Linked DNA regions of Homo sapiens: regions 1, 2, 4 and 5 are each linked to region 3. A link is a contact called in ENCODE Hi-C or POLR2A ChIA-PET data. All regions are on one chromosome and are shown on one strand. The core of a region is the stretch at or near the end of the contact, and the rest is flanking DNA. Distances in the headings are between cores, read along the strand shown.

Region 1 (2,700 bases), core at 76-2,575, 4.6 Mb after region 3:
CTTGAATAATCTATACATGATAATCTTTTTACCTGTAATTTTTGTTTCCTAACTCTAAGCTAGCGTGTATATACAGTCCGTATTTACTTAGAACAATCTATGAAGATGTTCCTGAGACATCAACTAGGAATAGCAAATTAGACAAGGTAACTTAGGAAAATGCACCAAGTAATGTACTTACGTTCTGGTGCTACTACAGTTTGACAAATTGCATCATAATCTCCCTAATCTCTATATGTGGACGGCTACCATTTCCTAAGGGCAATGAGGCAGAAAGCAAGCAAGCAAATAACCCCTGCTCACAGCAGGAAAATGGGCGGCAGTGACAAAACCTACACTGATGTTTCCTATTCCAAGGCAACTCTTAACATTTGAGGTCAGGACAGCAAACCCAAAAAGCAGCAGATTGACAATCCTGAGTTTCAGTCCCACCTCCGCCGCTCCCTAAAAGCATGACTTGCAGAATGTTACATTAACTTTTGAGAACTCAGGTTCCTCATCTCTGAAACAAAAGGGTTTGATCGCTATATTATTTTTAAGGTCTCCACTAACATAGTACCCAGCCACGGTGCCACATACACACAATTTGGCTGTATCTGGTAAGCAGATTAAAAAGGAGAGTTGTTCTGATAACCTGCTGCAATTAAAGATTTAAGCCTCCAGGAAGTCGTGAGAGATGGCAATGAACACCAGTTGAAAGCTGCCAACACTGACAAGACCTTAGGGGAATTCCGAGGGCTATCTGTTGGAGCTGACTGGATCTAAACCATTCAAGAAGTGACCCCAGGGTTACCTGCCCACTGCATAAACTTAGGCCACTCAGGGATCAGAATTAGGATGAGAAAAAGGCAAATGGTATAAAAAGCCAGACTATACGGGACATGGGTGGCTTACACTTCCTCCAAGGTAGAGGCCTATGTGTGACCGGGATGGCCCTCGGCCCAGGCTTGGGGGTGTGGCATGTGTGACCGCCGGCCGTCACACAACCCGAAAGGACTCGCCACAGCCTGGGCCCAGCCCCGTCCCTCGCCTGCTGCAGGATGAGCGGCCACCTCGGAGCCCAGGGCCGGGCTGAGCCAGTGCAGAGGCGGGGCCAGGGGTGGTGCGGCCCAGGCGCCCGCCTCCGCCAGCCCAACACGGTTAAGCCGCGTACCGGACCCACTGAGCGGGACCTTCCGTGCCTCTGGCTCAACACGACCTCACCTACTCGGCCCTCACCTTGGCCAAGGAGCAGTACACACGACTCCAGCTCTGCATTTTTCCGCTGTATTTTCCTTTCCGCCAATACTTTCACCTCCGCTGGGCGCCTCCGCCGCTCCGCCAAGGTCTCCCCTCCCTGCGCATGCACAGGCGCAGCCTACGTCATCACCCGGGAGCAGCGCGATTGGCCCGCGCGGTTCTACCGCACGAGGCGTTCCTGTCAGGCTCGGCGTCGTACGCTGTCGTAAGGAGCGCAGGGCTTTGTCGCAGCGGGGGTGGTGGTGGGAATGCTTTAGGGGCTGGTGCCAAAATGTCGAGCTACAATGTATTCTTATACTTAGAAGATGAAATAAACAAATAAAACTAGCGTTTGCTTAATGCACATTATCGACAGTAAAGCGTGACAAGTTCAACAAGCTCTTGGTTGTGCTAGGCATTCCTCGGCACTTCCTACAGACATCTCATTTCATCCTTGCAACAACCATATGGAGTATTATTAGTATTTCCATTTCTTGGATGAGACCCAGAGAGGTTAAACAGTGCCCCCAAGGTCTCACAAAGGAGAGATAACTGCGGCCCTGAGGCCAAAACCTTTGGTATTATCTACTGCTTTATACTCGCTCCTCTCAAATGCCATATAAGGGATGGGGCTACAGATTTTGGCATCACCAGCATTCTGCTCTAATTAGCTAACTGACAATACGTAGAGAACACACTTTCTTCTATTTCTTTAGTTGAGAAACACATCTCCCTGGTAAAAAGAGAGTGGGATGGTGGATGAGATTTTAGGTTTTGAGAGAGAATCTGTTGAAAAGGGTTGAAAAACATTGTCTTCAAGATTGAGCACGAAAGTCTAAGGTCTCATTCTTGCCTTGCAATAAGTCTATATAGTGTGAATAAACTTAATTCTACATTTATTGGAAGTCTACCACCCAGGCCTTGTGCTGGGCTAAACACTGGTTAGAAATTACTGCCTATGTTCAGATTTAGATATGAATAATTAAATTTAGTGTTTGTTATAGAGACGGTATTGCTGGCAGCTCTGTCCTGTGACAGGGTCCCAGGCTCCTTTTATCTCGTGACTCTGCCATCATCAGAGCTTGCCTTGCATCTTTCATTCAAGATGGCTGCTCCAGTTTCTACAATCATATCCCCTCATTCCATCTGATTACAAAGCCACACCTAGCTGCAAGGGGATCTGTGAAACATAGTCCTGTCAGCTGAGTGCCTAACTGAAATTGTATTAATAAGCAAGATGAGATGAAGCGAAATTGGGGGACATTGAGCAGCCTCCACCACACAGATGGGGAGAATTGTCTCCTCTCCAGCTTCATGGCAGTCTTTGACATCTGGTCTAGGAGTTACTGCTCCATATGCACAAAATCTCACAATTCTTTCCTGAACTTTCTTGGGCTTTGTTCCCTACTCCTTTGTCCAAAATTACAATATCATATTTTTATTTTTAAAAAATGAAACACTTCCATCCTTTCCAGCTGTCAT
Region 2 (2,700 bases), core at 127-2,626, 3.8 Mb before region 3:
TCGCAAGGAATGAAAAAAACTGTTTTCTCATTTCGAGTTTTTATTGGTCAATAGCTTCCTAACCGAAAACTCTGCAGTCCTAACACAATATTTTGTATCCATTTTCAAAAATCCAGTTCTGGGCATAAAATAGAATTAATGCTCAAGTCAAAAACTTTGTGTTTAGAAGATAAAATATTAGGAACCATGAGTATGAGAAAAACAAAAACTGTTTTCTGTATTTTTCCCTTCCTCTCTCTGCAAAACTTCTCTATTTGATAAGGGACAGCTAGCTTAAATTTACCACAAAGTAAAACATGAGCAAATCCCCTGGAACGAGGAGAACTTTCGCACAGGGCAATTCACTCGAATGTGACATCAGCATTCCTTCTGAGTCATAGTCTGGTCCCCACCCTTTTCTCCCAGGCGACACCAGGCTCCGCATAACCCGGGAGTGGCTCAGGTAGGGCCGTCGGTTCCAGTGCCTGCGAGGCAGCAGCCAAGCTGAAAATGTCTCCCTGCGCTGAGACGCTGGTGACAACCGCCCTTTGGGACTACCTGCCAAACAAGGAGAATGCGCTCTTTGACAGATAATTCCCTAAGAGGGAGGCACTGCCTCGGTCGGTAGACAAGTAATGAATGACCGAAAAAAAAATCACATTAGAAGTTATCACCAGCACGGGTGCGAAGGCAGTGCATTAAATCAACACTCATTTTAGAGCGCCCCAGACAGCCCAGCCGGAAGGGAGGAGATCAGAGCTGTCAAAGCACAGCAGAGCCCCAAACCACAAAGGCTTAATGAAATTCAACTTCCTGAGCCAGGAAGTGTCACGGTCTCGCCCGCACTCGCCCTAAGCTCGTCCTTTCCTTTTGAGGAGGCACAGGCAGAGCTGAAACATCTTAAGTAAAGTTTCCAACACCTACAACCACTGGGATTCCGTGAGACTGGAGAGAAGAGTCCCGCGCCCGCCCTCGCTCGCGCTTCCAATTCTGTCGCTCCCGAGTGTGGGGAGCTGGCGGGGCCGCCGAGCACCTCCTCTACCCAGGGGGCCAGGTCCCTGGGCCCGGGGCACCGCAGACCCAGAGCCGGGCTCACACCGGGGGGCCCGCGAGCCCCACCCACCTCGGCACCTCCGGCCGCCGCGCGCCGCGCGACCCGCGCAGGTGAAGCAGCCGCCGCCCGCCACGAGCGCCCCCCTACCTTCTTCACTTTGTTTTCCAGGTCCATGTTAACGCGTCCTATGGGTCCCCTCCTCCTCCTATCCGGGATCCCACGGCCGGGTTCAGCTGGCCTCCGGCTCCGCTGCGAACACGGGAAACCTGCGGAACTCCCGCGGCGCCGCTCAACAGCCACTCGCCCGGCGCCGTCGAACTTCCGCCGCCCAGTCCGCCGCAGCGGGCCTGCGGCCCGGACCCGGGAACAAAGGGGGCCGGGCAGCCAATGGCAGCCGGGCAGCTCCGGGCCGCCGCCAATCACCGAGCGCCGCACGCACCTTCGCGGCCCGAGCGCGGCGCTGGCAAGGTGAGAGGCGGGGCGGCGTCCGAGGCGGCGCCCTGCTGGGCAAGCTCAGTGACCCTGACCTGGTCTCCGAAGGGATTCTCTGGGCGTCCACGGGCCGGCTTCTAAAGAGCTGGGATCCCCAGCCTCCCTCTAGCTGAAGATGGAGAAGAACTTTTTCCATTTGGCAATTTGTACCTGTGTTTGCCCAGGACTTTTTATTTGGGTCAAGGGGAATAGTTATCCCAATACTAACTTCTCAGTTTATTTTCAGGGTAAAGAGAGAAAAAAAAGAGAGAGAGAGAGATTGTAGGGATCGTTAGGGATTCCTGTGATGGACCTTGGGCACTAAATTCAATATTGCGTTGTGGAGATGCCCTTTCCTCAATTGCTTTTTTCCACAATCCCAAATACTGTCAAGAAACCGTATCTTACATCCCTAAAGTCAGCGAAGATTCTTAGATTGTTTTCTGAGCATTGGGTTGTTCAAAAGTAAAGATGATGTGAATCACTTCAGAAACAGGTTGTGTCATTCCTTTGGAAGCAGAGGGTTGCCCTTTGTCTCTGTGTGAGATGGTGCTAGGCCTATCGCGTGCTCAGGCTTTGATGAAGCAGAGTCATCACATTGGTGCACCAAAGCTGAATTCATTTCATGCCCTAATTCAGGAGCAATTGCATCTAATACCATCAGATTGGTCGGTCTGGAAGGGAGCCTAACGATTACTTAGTCTAGCTTCCTCACTTTGCAGGGAACTGAGGACTCCAGAGGTGCAGGGACCTGCCTAATGTCTTAGCCTGTTGGGGACAGAGGCATTGCTCATGAATCTAAACAACTTCTCAAAGATGTTTGGGGCTGGAAGCACAGCATGTTGACTAAGGAAAAAGAGCAGTCAATTTTCTTCAATTTGTGGTTATGGCAAAAAATAACATTGCCCAGACAGCAGGTGACCTAATTTGGCACCTACTTTTAAAAATAACAAAACAATATAAAACAAACAAACAAAAATTCCCTAATAATGCAGATATTCAGGTCCAGATGTATGTCTGCCTTGCCTCGAGAAATTTGGTAGCTAAAAATATCCAAAATTCATTTTAGCCAATACTTGCAACTCTGCTTACTTGATTATTTGTTAACACAGAGCATTGATTTATAATGTGCATGTTTCCTTTATCCTATTAAGAATTAAAACTGAAATTACCAAAATGAGTTATGCATTTTTCTT
Region 3 (2,700 bases), core at 93-2,592:
AGAATACTCCAATATTTAACTCCTGTTTAAATTTCTAAATAAAATATTACCCAGGTTATTTAATACTCGATTTGAGTTTATTGGGGTCTCTCCTAGAAGGGCCTTCCAATTCCAATTGGAATCCTTTTTCTTAACCATATAATAAGTAGAAAACCATAAGTTCAGTTAAGCACCTACTCATCCCACCCAGGAAAAGTTTCAACTTCGTAGCGAGGGCACAATAACCTCAACTTTTAGCCAACTGCAACCTAAGCTCCTCACCACCCTGCCTCTCTGGGGCTCACTGCAGAGAACATATAGAATGCAGCACAAAGGAGAACGCGTTTCTTCCCCCCGTGAGCAGGAGGTCGCCTCGGGTGGTCGCAGAGGTGCTAGAGGTTCAGGGCTTCTGCAGGTGCCAGTTAGGGGAAGGAGCACAGCCTAGGGGGGAGAAAGTGGTCCCCCCGCCTCCGACGCCTTCGCCTGGCCAGGTGGACCTGCGAGACGGAAAGCTTCCCCAGCGCCTCTGCGTCACCCCGGGCCCACCGCGCAAGGCCCAGGCCGCGTGACGCAAGAGCCCGTCCAAACCCGCCGGACGTCTGGCATCCCAGGAGCTCCATGTTGGAGCCAGGGTGTCAAAGGCGGCCAGTGACGGCACGGGCTCAACTCCCCGTTCTTCCCCACCCGTGGTCGGGGAGAGATCGGGCGAGATCGCCGCCGAGAAAGGAACTCTGACAATGGTTCCTTTCCCGCCCAGCTCCCGGTCAGCCCCTGTCCCGACACACTCTCAGGCCCAAGGACCCGTTCCTCCCTGCCCCCACGGCCGGTGCCCAAGAGTCCGGTTCGCACGCCAGATCTAAATCGCGCGAGGAGCAGCGCCCAGGGCACGCTGGGAATTGTAGTTCAGTAGCCAAACCACGCACCCTGGAAATGCAAATGTGTACATCAGAGAAAGAACTACAACTCCCACCGTGCCGAAGCATGGAAGACTCGCCAGCCTGGCCGGCAACTGGGATGCCGGCGGCGGGGATACCCCTTACCTGCTGTCGCCGCCGTCGCTGCGGCTGCTCCTGACCCGCCGCCGCCAGCACTGCTACCGCGGTGGGGAGTGTTCCGCTTCTTGTTCTTCGGCATCGTGGGACGCCCGGTGCCGCCCAGAGTCGGAGCTTAGCGAGGATCAGCCGATGGAGCTGCACTTTTTACTCGTGCGTCTGTGCGGCGGGCGGCTGAGAGGCGAGTCTTCGGCTAACAACAGAGTCGAGAAGCGGCGGGGGTAAGAGTGGGCGGTGGCGGCAGCAGAAATCCCCGTGAAGAGCTGTGATCGAAAACGATACATGTTTCTCTCTAGCGCGGGAGCTAAGGCGGGGCAGGGGAGGCCACGACGCCTTAAGTAGCAATACCGCCACCTGACGTCACTCTGTGGGCGGGGCTTGAGCGCTTCCCAACCAATCCCTGCACACCTCCCCACTGGACGCCTCCGTCGGGCGGGGCGCGGATCCTACCTACAAATCCCATGCGGCCAGTCTTCCGTCCGCGCCCAGGGAGCCTGTCTTCGTGGCCTCACTGAATTCTGGGAAACGTAGTAAGGCTGGGGCCGGGGCCTCCTCCCAGCCGTCTCTTCCCAACGGGCTTTTCTGCCCACTTGCTTTTCTCCTGGTGACCCCACCCCTGCCTCGGCGCGCCCCCGCCTTGGAACTGGGTGAGGTAGGCACCGGCGATGCACAGTGGGGCGAGTATGCCCTATGACGAGAGTCGGCTTCCAGCTGGCAGCTATGCAATCACCTTTGCTTCTCTTTCTCCGGAGGCTGGTGTTCTCCTTAACCTTTCCCCTACTTCCCTGCGGCACCTGCCAGGCACGCAGCCTTACCTCTCCTGGGTAACATTTCCATGGTTTTAGTTTTAACTAGTTCCATGAACTACTTAAGCCATCATCAGTACTGTACCTGTAATTGGACCGTGGTTCAGGGTTATGTGCCCCCCATCCCCCCCCCCCCCCAAAAAAAGGGATGCTTTCGTCTACTTAGTTGTGGAGTTCGTGTATATCTCAGATTCTAGACTAGGAATATATGACGATTCAGCGTTGTGGGTTTCTATACAAGAATGTGTCCCTTGACAATACTACCTGCCAGTTCTGAGAATTTCACAGCTGGTAAAACAAACACAAGTTATACAGATCAATAATCGCAGTGCTGCCTTTTTTCTCAAGGCACTCCTAGATCTCTGTCTTCCTTGTTAGGACATTTGTCTAGTATTTAGAGCCTGTTATTAGGTTCATATACTATGCTTATGACAGATCAAAGTCCCTGACTCACCTCAATGTAGGTGAGTCATCCGCCACTCCACCTCTCAGCTGAGCTCTATTCTATTTTCAATTGCCTGTAGCAAATTTCCACCAGAATGTTCCACTTGTGCCTCAACCCAACATCTCTGAAACGAATACTATATTTCCTTCTTCCTGTCTTCCCTTTGTTCACTGTACTATTTATTATCCTCCCATATGTTAAATTCCAAAACTCAAATTCATAGTCTTTTTTCCCTTTGATGCACCACCCCCTCCCCACCCGCAAAGCAATTAGTTTTAAAATAGCACTCTTAAATTCCTGTCCTATTCTGTGATCACATGTGACCTCAGTTCATGCCTGGGCATTTTAAGCGATCTCCCAGTCTTTTCATCCATGTTTCATGCACAGTAATGCTGCCAGATTTATTTGTGTGTTCCCT
Region 4 (2,700 bases), core at 4-2,503, 4.4 Mb before region 3:
CTAAATGAAAATATCCTCAGACTTACATGAAGATTTCTTAAACACCACAACATACCTAAATGTACCTGTATTTTCCTGCACTGGCTTTGAAATTTAAAAATGAAGCACTCTTTAACGAAGAGTGGACATTTCCAACCCTGCAACTAACTCATTCCTATGTTCTGTCAGTTACTTCTAAGGGTCCTTTCCGAGAAACAGTCAAAATTAGCAGGGTTCTCCCCTACCCCACCACCCTCGGGAATGGGACGTTCCCAAAAGCCAAACGAAAGGGGCGAATTAAGAGAGCAGCAGTTCAATGAATTATTCCATTACTCGTTTTAAATATCTGAGAACTTAAGTCGTTCATCTGGTTCCATTGCTGTCACAGCATCTAATATACAGTAAAAGGAGTTGCACATTTTCCCCTCTTCGGAAGAAGTCCTAGCAGGAAAGTGAGGTGCCACCAAATCGACCCCCGGGGGGGGGCTGCTGCCAACGTGGGCAGAAAACAACTATGGGGAGGGGGTCGTCTTTTTGTGAGCAACTCCGCTGCCTCCTGGGGAACATGGGAGCTGCAAGCTTACTGCTAGAGCCACGAAAGGAAAGAGAGAAGGAGGGAGAGATGCCTCCATGGGGAAAGGGAAAAAAAAGGATAAACCGTAGAGGATCAGAAAAGGAAGCATTTTGCTTTGAGGAGGGGGAAGTAGAAGGGAGAAGTGAAGGTCTGCTTCCTAAGCGATTTTTCCCTTCCCCTCACCCGCCGCTACACTCACAGGCCAGGCCGCCGCGCTGGGCACTGCCCTTGGGCCGCTCCCACGCACGGACGCAAACCCCTTTGCGTCCCTGGTCCCCGGTCCCCGGCCCCGGCGGAGGCCCCGCGGCCCGACAGCAGGAGAGGGTCCTGGGCAGCCGCCGCCCTCCCCCGCGCCCGCGCCCCCGCCCGCCGTCGCCCGGCTCCCGCTTCCTATTTTCGGAGTACACACCCTACAAGGAGCGGAGCGAGCAGGCCTGGCAGAGACCTGCCCCCGCGCGGGGCCTCGGGTGACGGACAGGGGCAGGCACTGGGCGCAGTAAGGATGGGGGAGGAAGGGCAGCCGAGGGCAAGGCCAGCTGCGGGCCAATGCCCTTCCCCCGCGACCAGACTCCGGGCCCACCCGCCCGGGCTGAGCCGGCTCCTGACAGCCCGCGCCGTCGCCCCCGCGACTCTTACCTTCTCTTCATCAGACAACTGCTCCTCCAGATCCGCCATCTTCCTTCTGGCGACAAACCGCGGCGGCGGCGGCGGCAGCGGCCACCTGACTTCCCCGTTTCCGTGCGGTCCTCAGCGCCGCGCGCCCCCGCTAAGGGAGGGGCCCGCCGCTCAGGCCGCCGCGCACGCGCACCCCGGGAGCCCCGCCTCCCTCGACCCGGCCCTCGCGGACTGAGCGCGGCTGTGCGCGTGCGCGGGCGCCTGGTGGCCGGGCGGGGGACCGTGTCTCGCTGGGCCGCCTGCTGCAGGCTTGCTAGCATCTTGAGTGCAGCGTGCTCTCCCCACTGTGACCATATGGGCTCAGTCTGCGATGAGTACATTCTGAGCCCTTCGTTATGTTTCCATCAAGTCCTGAACTCTGCCAGCTAAAATGTGAAAAGGTGTACAAATAGAAGCCTTTTAAACATTGTTTTTTCAAATATTAGAGAAGATAGTTGGCTTTCATTAAAATACACATCACGACCCTCTCCATAATTGAAAGATTGCTCTTGATATACTCCTTTATTCATCCAACAAATATTTTTTGGTTCTTTAACGGGGTGCGGGGCACTGTGTTAGTCTCTGGGGATACAGTGTTGAGGGGGAAAAAAGCAAGCTAGACATACATGTTCATAGCAGCACAATTCGCAATTGCAAAGAGATGGAACCAACCTAAGTGTCCATCAACCAATGAGTGGATAGAGCAAATGTGGGTATATACACCATGGAATACTACTCAGCCATAAAAAGGAACGAAATAATGCCTTTTGCAGCAACTTGGAAGGAGCTGGAGGCCATTATTCTAAGTGAAGTAACTCAGGAATGGGAAACCAAATATTTTATGTTCTCACTTATAAGTGGGAGCTAAGCTATGTGGGTTCAAAGGCATAAGAATGATAAAATGGACTTTGGGGACTGGGGAGGGGATAAATTACTACGTATTGGGTACAGGGTACACTGCTCAGGTGATGGGTGCACTAAAATCTCAGAAGTTACCGCTAAAGGACTTATCCATGTTACCAAAAATCCACCTGTATTCCAAAACTGTTGAAATAAAAAGAGAAACTTCCATACTCAAGAAGCTCATTTTCTACTCATTAAACAAACATATATTGAACAGTTGGGGCCGGGCGCGGTAGCTCAGGCCTGTAATCCCAGCAATTTGGGAGGCCTCCGTGGGCAGATCATCTGAGGTCAGGAGTTCGTGACCAGATTGGCCAACATGAAGAAACCCCGTCTCTACTAAAAATACAAAAATTATCCGGGGCGTGGTGGCGCATACCTGTAATACCAGCTACTCGGGAGGCTGAGGCAGGAGAGTTGCAGAAGTCATTGCAACCCGAGAGGCGGAGGTTGTCCCTGTCCCTGCAACCCGGGAGACGGAGGTTGCAGTCAGCCGAGGTCGCGCCACTGTACTCCAGCCTGGGTGACAGAGCAAGACTCTGTCTCAAAAAGCAAAACAAAAAAAAACAAAAACAGTTGGGGAAGGCACT
Region 5 (2,700 bases), core at 60-2,559, 4.0 Mb after region 3:
TGCAATGACCCAGCAGCCAGATATCATGCTGGTTCAGGAACCGAGGGAGGCTCTGTGAGGCCAGAGCACATTTGGCTGGAGAAGGAGGAGAGGATGGCAGTAGAAGGAGAAGGAAAAGAAGGCTGCTCACTTGCATGCAGATGCTGTGAGCTGACGGGGCAAGTTCAAATTGAAGTTAGAACAGACCACTGGGGTAGTCAAGACCTTGAAGGATGAACCTGTTTCTTTTTCATTCCTGAATCTTGCCCCAGCACCTTGGAGGCTGGGGGTGGAGGAGGTGGTGAGGTGGGGTGGGGTGGTGAGGAGCTCAGAAAATGTTTTCCTGAATTAGAGAACTGAAGGAATCAAGGCTCCGCTGAGCTCACTAAGCGCTGGAGCCTGCTGTAAGTGGTCAAGTCGGGTGATACCCAGCAGACAAGTAATTTGTGTGCAGACCGGAGTAGATTACGGAGGACCCAAGGGTCAGGCTAAGGATCCTGAACACCATCCACGATAGAGTGGAGACGTGCGCTTCGGAGCCTGAACTATGCAGCAAGCAGTGTGTTTACTCAAATACTATACAGTTGGAAAATCTTAATTCTCGATTTACATTGCCAAAAAAAAAAAAAAAAAATCTCCATAATACTCCCCCATTTGTAAATAAGCAAATCCGAACTAACCCTATTCCTTGGGACCAGAAGACCCAGTTTCTACCGCGGATAGATAGCATCCGCCTTATGCTAAAAGCTCTTTTTTCTGCGGTGGTGGGGGGCGGCGGGGAGTGTTTGGAAAGAACGGTTGCAAAAACAAAACAAAACCCCCAAAACCACTCACCCAATCTCAACCACCCCAACTGATGAATTTCGAAGAAAGTGCTTTTTAAAAAAGAAAAAACTAGAAGACCACAGACCTCCCACAGAAAGCTAAACCCATGAGAGTGGCATTCAAAAACTACCCATTTTCTGGAACATCTTTTGTAGCTAAATCCCAGCCATCCTAGCCCCGGAACACTCCCGCCCTCCGTCCCCGCACCCCCACCCCCGCCGCCACACGCGCTCGCAGGCTGACGGAGGTTGGCGGTGGGGCGGCCGCTCAGGTGAGGGGCCACCCAGTCCCTCGAGGCGCCGGCGGCTGGAGCCCATTCGCTGCCGTCGCAGCAGCAGGGCAAGAGGGGGTTGGCCAGGAGGGGAGGAGGCGGAGGACGCCCGCAGGGAGTGCGGGGGAGGGGGACGGGAGGACGCTAAGGAGAGCCGGGAGGGGCAAAAGCACGGCGCGGGGAGGGGGAGCGGAGAGGGCGGGAGCGGCGGGGGCGCGCGCCGGCGCGGGGCCAGCCTCGCTTCGCCAGGGTCGCTGGCGGACGCGCGCCGCAGTCCGAGCCTCAGACGCGCGGGCGCGGGGGACGGCGCAGGGGCCGCCTGGCTGGAGCAGCCAGAGGGGATAGCTTCGTCGAGAACGGAGGACACCGGCGGTCCAGGGTCCTGGGCAGTCGCGCCAGAGCTGAGCGGAGGGCGCGGCGCGAGAACGTAAGTAGCTCCTTGCGCGTCTGGCGGTGACACTGGGTCCTGCTCGGGGGTGACGGCTGGAGCGGAGGAGGACGCGCGAGGCTGCTGCGTTGTCACTTGGACACCGCCGCGGGGTTCAGCCGAGCGCTCACCGGGCTGGCAGCGCTGCAGGAGGGGCAAAGCAGATCTCCAACTCCCTTCTCCCCTGCAGGCCCCCGACACTCCCGCGGGCGCCGAGAGGGAGCAGGGGGACCTGCGCTTGGGTGAAGGCACAGCTGAAATCCAGCAGCGCCGGCACCCACCACCCCCTCCAGCCTGTGGCCAACTTCTGCTCCGCGCCCGCACCCCACGCTTTCCGGGAAGCCCTGCCCAGAGCTCTTGCTCGTGGGCAGTTGGGCATGGAGAGCCTGCGGGCCCGGCACGGCGGCTTCCCGGGCTTGGACACGGAGGCGCGGGGCGTCACGCCACAGTGCCGGCGGGGCGAGGAGCGCGGGGGCCGGGCCGGGAGCGCACGGGCGTGTGCCTGTTCGGGCCCCTGCGGACACGTCTGGGCGTGGGCTTTGTTCGGAAGTGCGTACACCTGTGCTGACCACGGAGTTCGGGGGCGAGGCCGACTTCGCTTCTCCAGTCGCTGCCTGGAGAGGGCTCGGGGAATCGAGGCGGAACGAGAGAGACACGGAGGACAGAGGGGTGGGGCGCTTGCGGGGGCTTTGTCGGCCTTACAGGTGCGGGTCCCGGGAGTCCCTGCGCCCCGCCCTGCCTCCGAGGGCTGGGACTTGTCGGGGCCGGCGCACCGGGCTGGGGGCTGCCTGGAAAGATTGCTTTCCCAGCCCAGGCTCTTAGCGGTGGGATCTGGCATCCGCTCCGCCCGGGATGCTGTGTTGAGCCAGGAGTGATTACCCGCCCTGGAGCATCCATCTCGCAGCGAGCGCCATCTGCGCCGAGCGCCGCCCCCGGCCCCCTCCACGCCGCGCGGGTGGGCGCTGCCGCATCCTGGTCCCAGGCGGTTGGCCAGCTCAGCTACTCCCGGCCCGCATCTGCTAGAGTGCGGAGGGGGACGGGGTGTCGCAGTAGGGTGAGCAAGGGAGTCGTCATTTCTCCCAAAGCGGTGTCCTCAGGGCCGCAAGCGCTGCTGGAGGGCTCCCCGGGCCCCGGGGCTGGCGAACAGGCCGCTTCCTTCCCCGGATCGCCTCCCCTCCCGCCCGCGCCCGCGGCCACA

What was found. A loop is a pair of places that touch in the nucleus more often than their neighbours do. ChIA-PET counts read pairs that join two places held with the same protein, here RNA polymerase II (POLR2A). Pooled maps may share reads with other maps.
Region 1: a loop to region 3 is called in a map of CD8-positive, alpha-beta T cell, with 27 times the contacts of the local background. The contact joins the promoter of DLD here to the promoter of IFRD1 in region 3. A Hi-C loop is called at or near these places in 5 of 168 maps with a recorded cell type or tissue (B cell, CD8-positive, alpha-beta T cell and naive thymus-derived CD4-positive, alpha-beta T cell), 2 of 37 single-sample maps with no recorded cell type and 13 of 50 pooled maps.
Region 2: a map of B cell shows a loop between it and region 3 (17-fold over the local background). The contact joins the promoter of TES here to the promoter of IFRD1 in region 3. A Hi-C loop is called at or near these places in 5 of 168 maps with a recorded cell type or tissue (B cell, CD8-positive, alpha-beta T cell, K562 and 1 more), 1 of 37 single-sample maps with no recorded cell type and 10 of 50 pooled maps. POLR2A ChIA-PET finds 5 or more read pairs at or near these places in 2 of 52 experiments (CD4-positive, alpha-beta T cell and T-cell).
Region 4: a loop to region 3 is called in a map of OCI-LY7, with 6 times the contacts of the local background. The contact joins the promoter of CAPZA2 here to the promoter of IFRD1 in region 3. A Hi-C loop is called at or near these places in 3 of 168 maps with a recorded cell type or tissue (CD4-positive, alpha-beta memory T cell, OCI-LY7 and naive thymus-derived CD4-positive, alpha-beta T cell), 1 of 37 single-sample maps with no recorded cell type and 16 of 50 pooled maps. POLR2A ChIA-PET finds 5 or more read pairs at or near these places in 1 of 52 experiments (K562).
Region 5: a pooled map shows a loop between it and region 3 (5-fold over the local background). The contact joins the promoter of NRCAM here to the promoter of IFRD1 in region 3. A Hi-C loop is called at or near these places in 1 of 168 maps with a recorded cell type or tissue (naive thymus-derived CD4-positive, alpha-beta T cell) and 3 of 50 pooled maps. POLR2A ChIA-PET finds 5 or more read pairs at or near these places in 1 of 52 experiments (PC-9).

Annotation. Positions count from the first base shown.
Region 1 is chr7:107,889,808-107,892,507 of GRCh38, reverse strand. It overlaps DLD (dihydrolipoamide dehydrogenase), which reads right to left and starts at 1,325. Exons shown (of 14, transcript NM_000108.5): 1 at 1,219-1,325. The coding sequence starts at 1,257. RefSeq lists a silencer at 985-1,094 and enhancers at 1,155-1,394, 905-1,587, 1,545-1,624.
Region 2 is chr7:116,209,215-116,211,914 of GRCh38, reverse strand. TES (testin LIM domain protein) reads right to left here and starts at 1,376. Exons shown (of 7, transcript NM_015641.4): 1 at 1,181-1,376. The coding sequence starts at 1,207. RefSeq lists an enhancer at 448-687 and silencers at 1,048-1,137, 1,278-1,477, 1,232-1,494, 1,528-1,657.
Region 3 is chr7:112,449,102-112,451,801 of GRCh38, reverse strand. IFRD1 (interferon related developmental regulator 1) reads right to left here and starts at 1,342. Exons shown (of 12, transcript NM_001550.4): 1 at 1,020-1,342. The coding sequence starts at 1,113. It overlaps LOC128031837, which reads right to left and starts at 1,315. Exons shown (of 1, transcript NM_001414739.1): 1 at 1,157-1,315. The coding sequence starts at 1,315. The coding sequence ends at 1,157. RefSeq lists enhancers at 498-617, 738-787, 1,028-1,317, 617-1,434, 1,435-2,252.
Region 4 is chr7:116,861,140-116,863,839 of GRCh38, reverse strand. It overlaps CAPZA2 (capping actin protein of muscle Z-line subunit alpha 2), which reads right to left and starts at 1,253. Exons shown (of 10, transcript NM_006136.3): 1 at 1,190-1,253. The coding sequence starts at 1,228. RefSeq lists a silencer at 766-1,505 and enhancers at 872-1,634, 1,586-1,635.
Region 5 is chr7:108,455,045-108,457,744 of GRCh38, reverse strand. NRCAM (neuronal cell adhesion molecule) reads left to right here and starts at 1,309. Exons shown (of 33, transcript NM_001037132.4): 1 at 1,309-1,502.